Linked DNA regions of Homo sapiens: region 1 is linked to region 2. A link is a contact called in ENCODE Hi-C or POLR2A ChIA-PET data. All regions are on one chromosome and are shown on one strand. The core of a region is the stretch at or near the end of the contact, and the rest is flanking DNA. Distances in the headings are between cores, read along the strand shown.

Region 1 (5,896 bases), core at 1,454-3,953, 35 kb before region 2:
AATAACTCTCTCCCTTACAAAATGCCCAGTGGGAAATGTATCTGCTATTTTTCCCGTGGTAAGCTGGGGGTCATGTCTATCCCGCAATACAGAATACGTATTAATGGTTATGGTTTCTCACTAGAGTTTTCAGATAAGAAATAATAAAAGTATTCTCTGGATATTTACAAAATCATGCAAATGTTTTTGGAAGTGTGAAAGTTAAGCCTGACACTCTGTTTCAGCTAAGAGAAAGGGTGCCAATCAGAGTGGGACACGCCATGGGCTCAAAGCGTGGTGCCCAGGGCTGAGAGTCAGATCCCCTGGGGAGACTGAGAGTCAGGTCCCCCGGGGAGACCGAACAGGAGGTTTTCCAGGTTTTCAGAACACGTGCCTTTGTCTGAAAGGATAAGAGAGCATGCCACTTCCTGCACACCTCCCTTGCCCTCGCTTCTTAATACAGGCTATGCATGTATTCAGCAGCAAAACTTCCAAAAAAGGTCAGAGAAAATGAGAGTTCTTTCCAGTTTATTGTGAATTCATGGTTTTCCTTGATTTCTGTGTTGGAGAGCTCCAGGTGGGACTTGTTTCTTGTGATGACTAGAAAGTGCGCCTCTTTTCACTGGTGACAAATCGATGATGCGGGGTCTGTGGCACTAATCTCCTGGGGGTTCCTGCAGGTCTTTTATGGACCATTCTTTTTTTTTTTTAATTATACTTTAAGTCTTAGGGTACATGTGCACAACGTGCAGGTTTGTTACATATGTATACATGTGCCATGTTGGTGTGCTGCACCCAGTAACTCGTCGTTTAACATTAGGTATATCTCCTAATGCTATCCCTCCCCCCTCCCCCCACCCCACAACAGGTCCCAGTGTGTGATGTTCCCCTTCCTGTGTCCATGTGTTCTCATTGTTCAATTCCCACCTATGAGTGAGAACACGCGGTGTTTGGTTTTTTGTGCTTGTGATAGTTTGCTGAGAATGATGGTTTCCAGCTTCATCCATGTCCCCACAAAGGACATGAACTCATCATTTTTTATGGCTGCATAGTATTCCATGGTGTATATGTGCCACATTTTCTTCATCCAGTCTATCATTGTTGGACATTCGGGTTGGTTCCAAGTCTTTGCTATTGTGAATAGTGCCACAATAAACATAGGTGTGCATGTGTCTTTATAGCAGCATGTTTTATAATCCTTTGGGTATATACCCAGTAATGGGATGGCTGGGTCAAATGGCATTTCTAGTTCTAGATCCCTGAGGAATCGCCACACTGACTTCCACAATGGTTGAACTAGTTTACAGTCCCACCAACAGTGTAAAAGTGTTCCTATTTCTCCACATCCTCTCCAGCACCTGTTGTTTCCTGAGTTTTTAATGATCACCATTCTAACTGGTGTGAGATGGTATCTCATTGTGGTTTTGATTTGCATTTCTCTGATGACCAGTGATGATGAGCATTTTTTCATGTGTCTCTTGGCTGCATAAATGTCTTCTTTTGAGAAGTGTCTGTTCATATCCTTTGCCCATTTTTTGATGGGGTTGTTTTTTTCTTGTAAATTTGTTTGAGTTCATTGTAGATTCTGGATACTAGCCCTTTCTCAGATGAGTAGATTGCAAAAATCTTCTCCCATTCTGTAGGTTGCCTGTTCACTCTGATGGTAGTTTCTTTTGCTGTGCAGAAGCTCTTTAGTTTAATTAGATCCCATTTGTCAGTTTTGGCTTTTGTTGCCATTGCTTTTGGTGTTTTAGACATGAAGTCCTTGCCCATGCCTATGTCCTCAATGGTATTGCCTAGGTTTTCTTCTAGGAATTTTATGGTTTTAGGTCTAACATGTAAGTCTTTAATCCATCTTGAATTAATTTTTGTATAAGGTGTAAGGAAGGGATCCAATTTCAGCTTTCTACATATGGCTAGCCAGTTTTCCCAGCACCATTTATTAAATAGGGAATCCTTTCCCCATTTCTTGTTTTTGTCAGGTTTGTGAAAGATCAGATAGTTGTAGATACGCGGCATTATTTCTGAGGGCTCTGTTCTGTTCCATTGGTCTACATATCTGTTGTGGTACCAGTACCATGCTGTTTTGGTTACTGTAGCCTTGTAGTATAGTTTGAAGTCAGGTAGCATGATGCCTCCAGCTTTGTTCTTTTGGCCTAGGATTGACTTGGCAATGCGGGCTCTTTTTTGGTTCCATATGAACTTTAAAGTAGTTTTTTCCAATTCTGTGAAGAAAGTCATTGGTAGCTTGATGGGGATGGCATTGAATCTATAAATTACCTTGAGCAGTATGGCCATTTTCACGATATTGATTCTTCCTACCCATGAGCATGGAATGTTCTTCCATTTGTTTGTATCCTCTTTTATTTCATTGAGCAGTGGTTTGTAGTTCTCCTTGAAGAGGATGGACCATTCTTTCTAAACAAACTTGTATTTGATCATTTACCAAACATATTTTAGAATTGGAAGGGAAGAAAAAAGTAAAGATAATATGAGAAGAGACTAAAATTTGGTTCTTAAAGAAGTATGAGACACTTGTGGGTGTCAAGGCAGGTGCATATTCGTTTAGGTAACTGTGGCTTTATAATTTCTATGTGATTTTGTACCAATAAAGTCCTCAATCACCAGAGTAATTTTCCTACTCTACGAACAATGAAAACCAAGTGCATGCGCAGTCATGCTGTAGAGTCATGCTGTAGAGCCGGCCGCACCAGCATTCCCTGACTCAGAGGTCCTGGCTGTCGAGGGTGTCAGTTGTAAGAACTGTATTCGGGTGACCGGACAGGGGCTGGGCATCCACCCCTGCGTTTCCCTTCTGTTCCCCATTTTCCTCTAGCTTCTCAGTGATAAATGATCACAAATCCTGTTCTTCCTTCCTACCACTTGATTCACAGCTCCTACCTGATTTCAGAATGTTTTTGTCTAAGAAACAACTTTCTTCTGGCAGGAAGCAGAGATGAGGTCAGGCTGCTCATGCTGTTCACACTCCCCTGACCTCTGTCCCCTGGCATGTGGGGTGCTGTTCACCCTCCCCTGCATGCCTGCTGTGTTCTAGGGTGGCCCTTGGGTATGAATTAAACATAAATTATCCCAGAGGGCTGACTTCCTCCATCACCTTACATTCATCTTCTGGTTTTAAAATAATTCTCATCCATTTCATTTATGAAATTAAAACCAAATGCATACTTTAACTCCACCTTACCCCTCTAGCCTCAGAGCTTCAACAGTGCAAATAGTCTCTCACCCTGGCTTCATACACCTAGAGGCTCACAAAAATCTGACTTCTGAGTTGTGTTGCGTTAACTGTCAGCACTCTATCCCATCAGGGCAGCACCAACTAGTCACCCCTGCCTGTTCTTAGAACTTTAAATTATTTTATAGATCACAGAAGTCAGCAAGCTTTCTCCATAAAGGGCCAGACAGTATATATTTTAGGTTTTGCAGGCTACGCAGTCTCTGTGGAGCCTCTGCTTGTGCACCTGCCATCAGTGCACAAAAGCAGCCGAGACAATTTCATCAGCAAATGAGTGTGACTGTGTTTCAGTGAACCCTTATGGACACTGGAAATTGAATGGCCTATGTCTTTCATGTGTCACAAAATACTATTTTTCTTTTTTAACCATTTAGAAGGTAAAAAAATATTCTCACCTTTCGAGATGTACAAAAACATATGGGCCAGATTTGGCCCCGAGGCATAGTTTGAAGACGCCTCTCACTGATTATTCAAACCTCCATACTAACCAGTGATATCGTGTTGTTCTGCCCAGTACAGAATACAAATGAAAAACTCTGGCCACTCTTAAAATATCTTATGTTTTAAAATATTACATAAAAAGCTAACAAGAGCACACATCATATTAATTGATGAGTAATTCTTGCATCAAGAAAGTGATATGCGTACATGTGTACATATATGCATACATATATATATGCACATGTCCATACATATATAAACATACATGCACAGACATGCATATGCATATATGCACCCATACATAGCAAGTACTTGATGCCAAGCCCTGGGTTAGGTGCTGGAAATGTAGGAGAGACAGGGACAAACATAGTCACAGGTCTGCAAGCTTGGGCTCCTGTCATTCCCAGGACCCAGTTACGGCATGATAGCAAAGAAACACCAAATATGATGTCAAACAAAGGGTTTGCCTTTCTACTGCCAGCGTGCTGTTGAGTAAGGGCCACTACTTCTGGGTCCCTGTTGTGTAAACTTGGGTTAGTAACATACACTCTATGTATGGCAGAGGACCAAATATGAAAGTGCATCAGAAAGGTCTTTGCAACCTGGAACCCAGGGCTGCCAGTTCACACTGTGGCCAGTCCTTGTTATGCATCTGAATTATTGCAGAACTTGCCCTCATCTTCTGTTATTTGCCAACATGTTTCTTTTCTTTTAAACTGAACTGTTGTTCCCCATCCCTTGAAGCTAAGGTTTCTGGCACAAATTCTTAATTTCTATGCGGCTCGCATGTGGATGTGATTCGTCTTTCAGTGTATTGATCCCTTTGCAGATTCATTGAGAAGTCTTCTATCTTAGTAGTCGCTGGCTGTTAAATCTTGGGCCCTGGAACTGACTGAAGTCATTATTGACAGGAACCCTTTTGAGCATCTGATTTGCTGTCTTGGTTGGATTTTTAATATCGATTGCCTTATCATTCCCTACTGCGACTCTGCATTTGCATGGAAATAACCTGCAAAGGCAGCAGTGTGATTTATTTCAAAATGATTATTTCTGTATAATTGGTGAACACGCTGCAGACCTCGGGAGGCCTGTTCGGAGGCCCGTCGCCTGCTTTCTGCATGTGGCCACGTCTCTGTCACCAGCACTTGGTACCGTCCTGCTGTCACCCAGCAGCGATGTACTCCAGGCGCCTCGGCTGCACAGAGCAGCTTCATCAGAGAGGCTGAGCACGCTTCCTCCTCCTCTCATCCTGCAAGCCAGAGGATGGAAGAGAAAAGGCGAAGGCTGGTAAATACTAAGTTTTAATTACCTGCTCAGTCACAAAACTGGTCAGCTTGGAAGTTGGAACTCTCCACTCTGGATTCATTTCTGCCACCTTCCCTGGACAGCCCTCCGGAATCATCCCCCAGATCCTGCTCAGAGACCTTCAAGAGGAGAGCTGCTGGCAATGCTGAGAATGCCCTAAAAACAGCCCCTCCAGCCACCTCTCTGTGGCTCTGGCCAGTCTCTGTCCCCAAACCTGGACATACTCCCGACCTCACTGGAGGATAAAGTCTGGCCGCTTGCTCAGCTCAGTCCTCCAAAATGTGACCAGCACTTGCTCAGCTCTGTCTCCAAAATGTGACCAGCACTTGCTCAGCTCAGTCCTCCGAAACGTGACCAGCACTTGCTCAGCTCAGTCTCCAAAATGTGACCAGCACTTGCTCAGCTCAGTCTCCAAAACGTGACCAGCACTTGCTCAGCTCTGTCTCCAAAACGTGACCAGCACTTGCTCAGCTCTGTCTCCAAAATGTGATCAGCACTTGCTCAGCTCTGTCTCCAAAATGTGACCAGCACTTGCTCAGCTCTGTCTCCAAAATGTGACCAGCACTTACTCAGCTCTGTCTCCAAAATGTGACCAGCACTTACTCAGCTCAGTCCTCCAAAATGTGACCAGCACTTGCTCAGCTCAGTCCTCCAAAACGTGACCAGCACTTGCTCAGCTCAGTCTCCAAAATGTGACCAGCACTTGCTCAGCTCAGTCTCCAAAATGTGACCAGCACTTGCTCAGCTCAGTCTCCAAAACGTGACCAGCACTTGCTCAGCTCAGTCCTCCAAAATGTGACCAGCACTTGCTCAGCTCAGTCCTCCAAAACGTGAGCAGCACTTGCTCAGCTCTGTCTCCAAAATGTGACCAGCACTTGCTCAGCTCAGTCTCCAAAATGTGACCAGCACTTGCTCAGC
Region 2 (6,179 bases), core at 447-2,946:
AGGCTGGAGTGAGGGCGCCAGTGGTGCAGCTGGAAAGGTGGCCCCGGGCAGGGCGGCTCCTCTCGGCCCCGCCAACGGTGCCAGCTCCTCCAAGCTCCAGGCTCGGCCTGGGGCCCAGGACACTGACCTGAGCAGGAAGGGGCTGCTCTGGGCTTCCAGCAGCCACTGTCTCCGAGTCCTCGGACGTCCTTTCTGCCTCTTTCTCACAGACCCTTGTGCTCCTGGCCTGACTTGGAGGACACTGTCCACCCCTCAGCCTTGGCGCCCATGGAGGCTTCTGGAAAGACCTGCCCTGCCTCTGAATCCACCATCACCCAGCACACTGGCGTTTAGGAAGCAAAGCATTTTGTGCCATGGGAAAGCACAGGAGGAAGAACCAAAAATGCTTGGCTCAGGTCTCATGGCACTGCGTCATAGCCGTGGACCTGGGGCAGGTGTCTGTCTTCTCTGAGCTTCCTTCCCTCTCCTGTGAAACAGCAATGGTGGCAAAAGCGTCACCTGTCCTGCAGATGCTTTGGAACGTTGTGCTGATCAAGCAAGAAAAGCAATGCAAAGGCCCCACAGGAGCCTCGTCCTCTGAAAACATTGGTGTCATCATAACCCTGCCCCAGTGCCACTCCACACTCGTGCTATTCTGGAAGAGGCCTGGCCACCCTCAGAGCTGCTGGGGAGGGCAGTGCTGGCTCTAAAAGCCCTGCTGGCCCTGGCCCCTCTGCCCCTCAAGGCTGTAGCTTTGGGTCCTCTGTGTTTCTGTGCTGGGGCCTTAGTTTCCGAAACTGTAAAATGAAAATCCGAGCGGTGAACCTCATATCAATCCCTGCTCCCACCATTCTCAGAAGGAAATGGTAATCAAGCCTCAAAAGCCCCATGGTTGGGGCAGCTGGACTAGAACTTCACTCTCTGGCCATCAGCTCCGAGTCATCTGCGTTTGGGAAACAGACGTCTCTGAGCCTCCCCCGTGGGAGAGGAGTCCCTCTTGCCATGAGGAAGAGGAATTTTTTCCGTGGGTCTCTCGGGACAAGGAACAGAGACCCTGCTTCCCGGAGCTGTGGTCATGAAGGGTGTGCTCCTGCATGGAGACGCCATGGCAACATGGTACCTGGGGGCGGGCTGCCATCAAGGTGCCAACCAGAGAGGCCATGGCACAGCCACCCGGCGGAAAGCACACAACCATTTTAAGGACTTCCTCGCCAATCTGACAGCAGCTTTCGCCTCTGACAGGTGCCGTTTGTCCACCTCCGTTGCTTCTCCCTCTTCGGCACACTCACCAGGATGAGGAAGCTGGAACCCGGCGTCAAAGCTCTTCCTCTTTGAGGTTAAACCCAGATCAGAAAAATGCAGCCACTGAAAGGGTTTACTTAATGGCAGAAGCACAGGCTGCCGAACTTTGATTTGTTGTATCCTTCTGTGCCCAGAGCCAGAGCCCCAATGTGGGTCCCACAAGGTTTCGTGCCAAGAGGTCTCTGATACCGACCCCTGTATCACCAGCGGACAGAGGCAAAGGCCCCCAAAGGAGGCCACGGGAGCTTCACTTCCCCATGAAACATGGGAGAGAAAACACAACCAGATATGCCCCGACCACATCTACAAAAGCAGTATCTGAATCTCTGCATCCAGCCTCACAGTTTGCTAAGAGGAGAAACGCTGATCCTTCCTGTCATGGGGCAAAGCAACAACCTCCCGAGTAGGGCACCAGAAGGGAAACCACACACACAAGCCACGGGCGCCAGCGGCCGCCACCCTGCAGCGCTCTCATTCCCAGTATCTGCAAGGAGCTGCATCCTCTGCAAGGAGCTGAGGTAACAGCCTCAGGTTACCTGAAATCTGCATCAGAACGAAAGGCTTGTCTGTGAATTTTTTCAGACATAGAGAAAAGCCCGCTATTCTGGATGGTGCACAGCTTTCTGTAAAGAAAGTAAATGCCCGTGACTTTCATTAACTCGTGCGAGCCGATGATTCAGGAATAAACATAATCTTCAACCCGGCAAAGGGCAAAAACACAGGAAAAACTGCATCTGTCATTCAGACAGAAAAGAATTCTCTCCAAACTGCAAAATCTAAAATGCCCTGATCTTGCTTTTAAAAAAAAATCTAACATACTCTCCTGAGGCATGGTAGGAGCTGTTTGACCAGAAATCGAATAATAGCTTCCTTGCGGCGGGGAGTGGGGGGGGACACATATATATATATGTGCTTTTTTTCAGAGGAAGCTATTATTTAACTAGTATTGTAACTAGTATTTAACTAGTATTGAAAAGAGAACCACAGTGTTCTGTGATTTCTCGGAATTGCCAGAGCATTATGAAGTCAGGGGGATGGAGAGTAAGAAAAGGGGAGACAGCATGGCCCACCATTTACAGTCGGATGTGTCGTCTCATCTCCAGCCTTGCAGACTTTGACACCCATGTTCTGTCCAATAATACTGATTTCACTGGTGCCTGTTTTAGCTGCTGGTTCCAGTTTCCATGGGAAACAGATACCATGACCCTAAGCTTCAGATAGTTTGCAGGGGGTCTGCTGTTTCCCACTCCCACCGGTTTTTAGGTAGAAAATACGCACGCATTGAATAACAGAAGATCCCTGGAGAGAAAGGAAGATGCTGCGTAGGTGACTGTCTCCTTTGAGCATCTTTAAGGAGGATCATTTAATCACTTAAACAAGGTTTCTGGGGATGTCAAGGATCTCTGTGAGCCACAAAAGAAGTGTGATGTAGGGAAAATGGCAGAAAAGGTGCATCTATTTCATCTAGAACTACATTTTACGATTCCTAATTCAAAAAATATACTGAAGAAGCATATTATCACTTTCACAAGAAAAAAATTATATCAAATATACCTCTGTTCTTTCTTATCATGGCAGCTCAGAAAAACAGTGACACCACTATCTTCTGTGGTTCTGAACAGGCCACACAGATTCATCCCTGAGCTCTCTGTCTCTGAGTTTTTTCAGATTAACTTCTGAGCTCTCTGGTATCTGCACTTCCTGAGAGTGCCAGAAGAATCAAATATTACTCTGGGAGGTAAAAAGAGTAAAAAGCAAATTCATTCGCCCTTCACTCTCAGGGCCACTGCTGAAACCGTCGAAATGAACAGCAGAGGTCCCGAATGCCGCTTTGTGGATGTGTGCAAAAACCCGCCATGTGCAACCTGGAAATTAAAGGAATAAGGACCAGGAGATATGTTGGTTGGTTGGTTTTCAGTCACATAGACAAAATAGGACAGTCCAGACGATGCCATCTGTCAGTCCTGAGGCATCACTCTCCACTGAAAGGAGGAACTGATGGGCCCTTTGTTTTAATTACATAGAAATGCGTCTTTTAAAATGACAGAGAAAATTGAAAAATCTCATCTCATTAACTACACTGGCATTTATTGTATCCATCAGTGTTTACTAGAAAATTAGTTCCCAATTATTTTGGTAAACAGCAGCAATTGAAGCTTCCCTCATTCCCTAGACACTAACTGGCATATGTCATTGACTTTGTCTACAGATACTAGTTTATTTTTCTCGTCTGTGAGCACACTGTTAGTTCTAGCCAATAGCTTCATAACTTACTACAAGGTAAGTCTACAAATTCTTGTAATAAAATACAATTTAAAAATCCGTTCTTCTCCCTTCCCTTTTCCCTTTCTCCTATGACTAGCCAGTGAATTTCCCCATAGGCCGCTGACTTTCAGGTGGGTAACGTGAGCCTCTCATCCTACGTTCACTCCACAAGAGTCTCGCTTGGCATGCAGTCTAAAGTTCAAGCCCTAGACAGCTAGCAGCCTCTGCGAGCAGCTCCCTGAACCTCTGTGCATCTCAATATTCAAATCTGTAAAATGAGTGGTGACGTGGGAGCAGTGCTGAATGATATTTTTGGTTTACGATCACACCTCGTGTTTTAAAACCAAGACGCCTTGCTTTCTCTATTCTGGCTTTGCATTGAATCCTTTTGGGGACACAGGGAAAACATGTACATTCCTAGAACTTGGACCACTTACTTGATTAAGACAATGCCCATAAGGAAATCCCTACTGCATTTAGCCACTGGATGGTAGATGCTGCTCTCTGGGCATATTGAGATACATTAACAAAGAGACATTTTTCTAACGTGTCATTCTGCAATGACATCATGGACCACACGACAAAGGGAAGAACAGGTGCTTGCTAAGGCTCCACAGCCGAGTGCTGATGGGTGCATCTCTGTAGCAAAGGCCCTAATGGGAGGCCCAGGTGGAGAGAGCCAGGTGCATGGGACCCTGCCGTGGTTGCCTCCATGAGAACGCACCATTCCAGGTTTACGAGAGGCCAGAGGTCTCCAGGCGGCAACTCCACATGGAGCCAACTTCCTGTGCTCCATCCCATCAGGTGGGAAAATGGGGCAGATGTTATCAACACTCAGTTATTTGACCCACTTCCCCAAAACTGGCACATAATCAATACAAATGGGGAAACAAAATGTACTGTGTTAATATGTGTGATCTGAAAGGAGGCAGATCATCTCTAATGATAGTTAGAAGATGTTCCAACACGTGGCTGTGTCAGTAAGAACACTATCATGAGGGGAGGGTGTAGATGAGCAGGAACTTTCTTACAGGCTTTTTTTCTTTTCTTTTTTTTGAGATGAAGTCTCACTTTGTCACCCAGGCTGGAGTGCAGTGGCTTGATCTCGGCTCACTGCAACCTCCGCCTCCCAGGTTCAGGTGATTCTCCTGCCTCAGCCTCCCAAGTAGCTGGGATTACAGGTGTCCGCCACCACGCCCAGCTAATTCTCGTATTTTAGTAGAGAGGGGGTTTTGCCACGTTGGCCAGGGAGGTCTCAAACTCCTGATCTCAGGTGATCCACCCGCCTTGGCCTCCCAAAGTTCTGGGATTACAGGTGTGAGCCACCGTGCCTGGCCTCTTACGGGCATTTTCTTAAGTAAGTCATCCAAGTTCTAGGAATGCACACTTCTCCTTGTGTCTCCAAAAGGATTCCATGTGAAATAGGAGTAGAGACCTCCAATACCTCGCCCATCTGTTAAAACTGCAGCGTGGGTACCCTGGCAGGCTCATTAGCTGCCGTGGACTGCTGCGGAGTGGCTGGAGACTGTCAGGCTACGCTGGGCCGATCTTCTGGGTAGGTGTATCTACACCCGTGTATCTAGTGATTTACTCTCCTCTGGAAGAGAAACGCGGGCACACCCCAGCCTGGGATGGCAGGCGAGGAACCCCCAAGCCCCAGCCCTGCATGGTCCCACCTGGAGGCTGAGATGAGCTTCAGGGTCCGGGACAGTGAGCGGGGACCCTATGAGTGGGAACCGGGTGGGCGGGGACCCGGTGGGCGGGGACCAGGTGAGTGGGGACCGGGTGGGCAGGGACCCGGACAGGCTCAGAACCATAAACTCACTAGGTCTTCACGTATTGACCTTATGATCGTTGATTCAGGGAAGCAATTAAATTCCTCTCTCAGACAAAGAACTAAGAGCTTGAACTCTTTTTTTACCAACTCCAGGCACCCGTGAATATTAATCTTTTTTCAAATTAATTGTAAACATTTCTTCTGAGAGGGAGTGACTCCATCAACGTATCTCCTTTAATAAAATCCGAGTGGAAATGATGCTGCCAAGAAATGCCTTGGCCCTGCAGCCGCTGATCTTCAGATGCATCGGGCGGCAACTCATCTGTTACTGCTTCCCAGTTTCAGAACGCCCAGCTCCCCAGGCCTTAAAACAAATTGGAAAGCAGGGGAATAAAAAAACAAAAACAAAAACAAAAAAAACAACAACAACCCTCTTCCTGATTTCTGGAGAGAAACAGGCGGCGGGCAGCAGCCTGGGTGCTGTGCGCAGGAGCTCCGCCTGCTGGTGATGGGTATCATCGCAGGTTGAGGAAAATAATTCTTCAAAAATCATGCAATCAAACAGCCTAATGGAAAAAGGAATTTCTTTTACAAATAAATGGCCACCCGTGGTCTTCCTCCCGTGATTTTAAAAACTTTTCAGCAAGTTATTTTTATTTACCAAGCAAACGTTTGTCATTTTGTTGTTGTTGTTGCTCTATGCATCGTGATGAAAAGCTCTACTGATAGGAAGAGGCCCCAACACTGTTGAGTAAAACAAGAAAACTCAGATGAAGAAAACAGTGTGTCTAGTATGATCACTTTTAACGGCATTTGCATATTTTGTCTGTGTTTTTGCACAAAGCCAGATCTAACA

What was found. A loop is a pair of places that touch in the nucleus more often than their neighbours do. ChIA-PET counts read pairs that join two places held with the same protein, here RNA polymerase II (POLR2A). Pooled maps may share reads with other maps.
Region 1: a loop to region 2 is called in a map of heart right ventricle, with 3 times the contacts of the local background. The contact joins two enhancer-like sites. A Hi-C loop is called at or near these places in 6 of 168 maps with a recorded cell type or tissue (CD4-positive, alpha-beta T cell, GM11168, astrocyte of the cerebellum and 3 more) and 3 of 50 pooled maps. POLR2A ChIA-PET finds 5 or more read pairs at or near these places in 5 of 52 experiments (CD4-positive, alpha-beta memory T cell, MCF 10A, WTC11 and 2 more).

What each region holds. Positions count from the first base shown.
Region 1 is chr18:77,036,723-77,042,618 of GRCh38, reverse strand. All of the region lies in intron 3 of MBP (myelin basic protein), which reads left to right. Among named protein-coding and RNA genes, the nearest start is that of MBP-AS1, 59 kb to the right of the region's middle. RefSeq lists an enhancer at 4,973-5,896. Within about 2 kb of position 2,703, at least 3 of the 41 ENCODE cell types and tissues checked have a DNase peak (open chromatin) inside an H3K27ac peak, as active enhancers do.
Region 2 is chr18:77,000,273-77,006,451 of GRCh38, reverse strand. The region is part of intron 4 of MBP (myelin basic protein); the gene reads left to right. Among named protein-coding and RNA genes, the nearest start is that of MBP-AS1, 23 kb to the right of the region's middle. RefSeq lists enhancers at 1-83, 84-983. Within about 2 kb of position 1,696, at least 8 of the 41 ENCODE cell types and tissues checked have a DNase peak (open chromatin) inside an H3K27ac peak, as active enhancers do.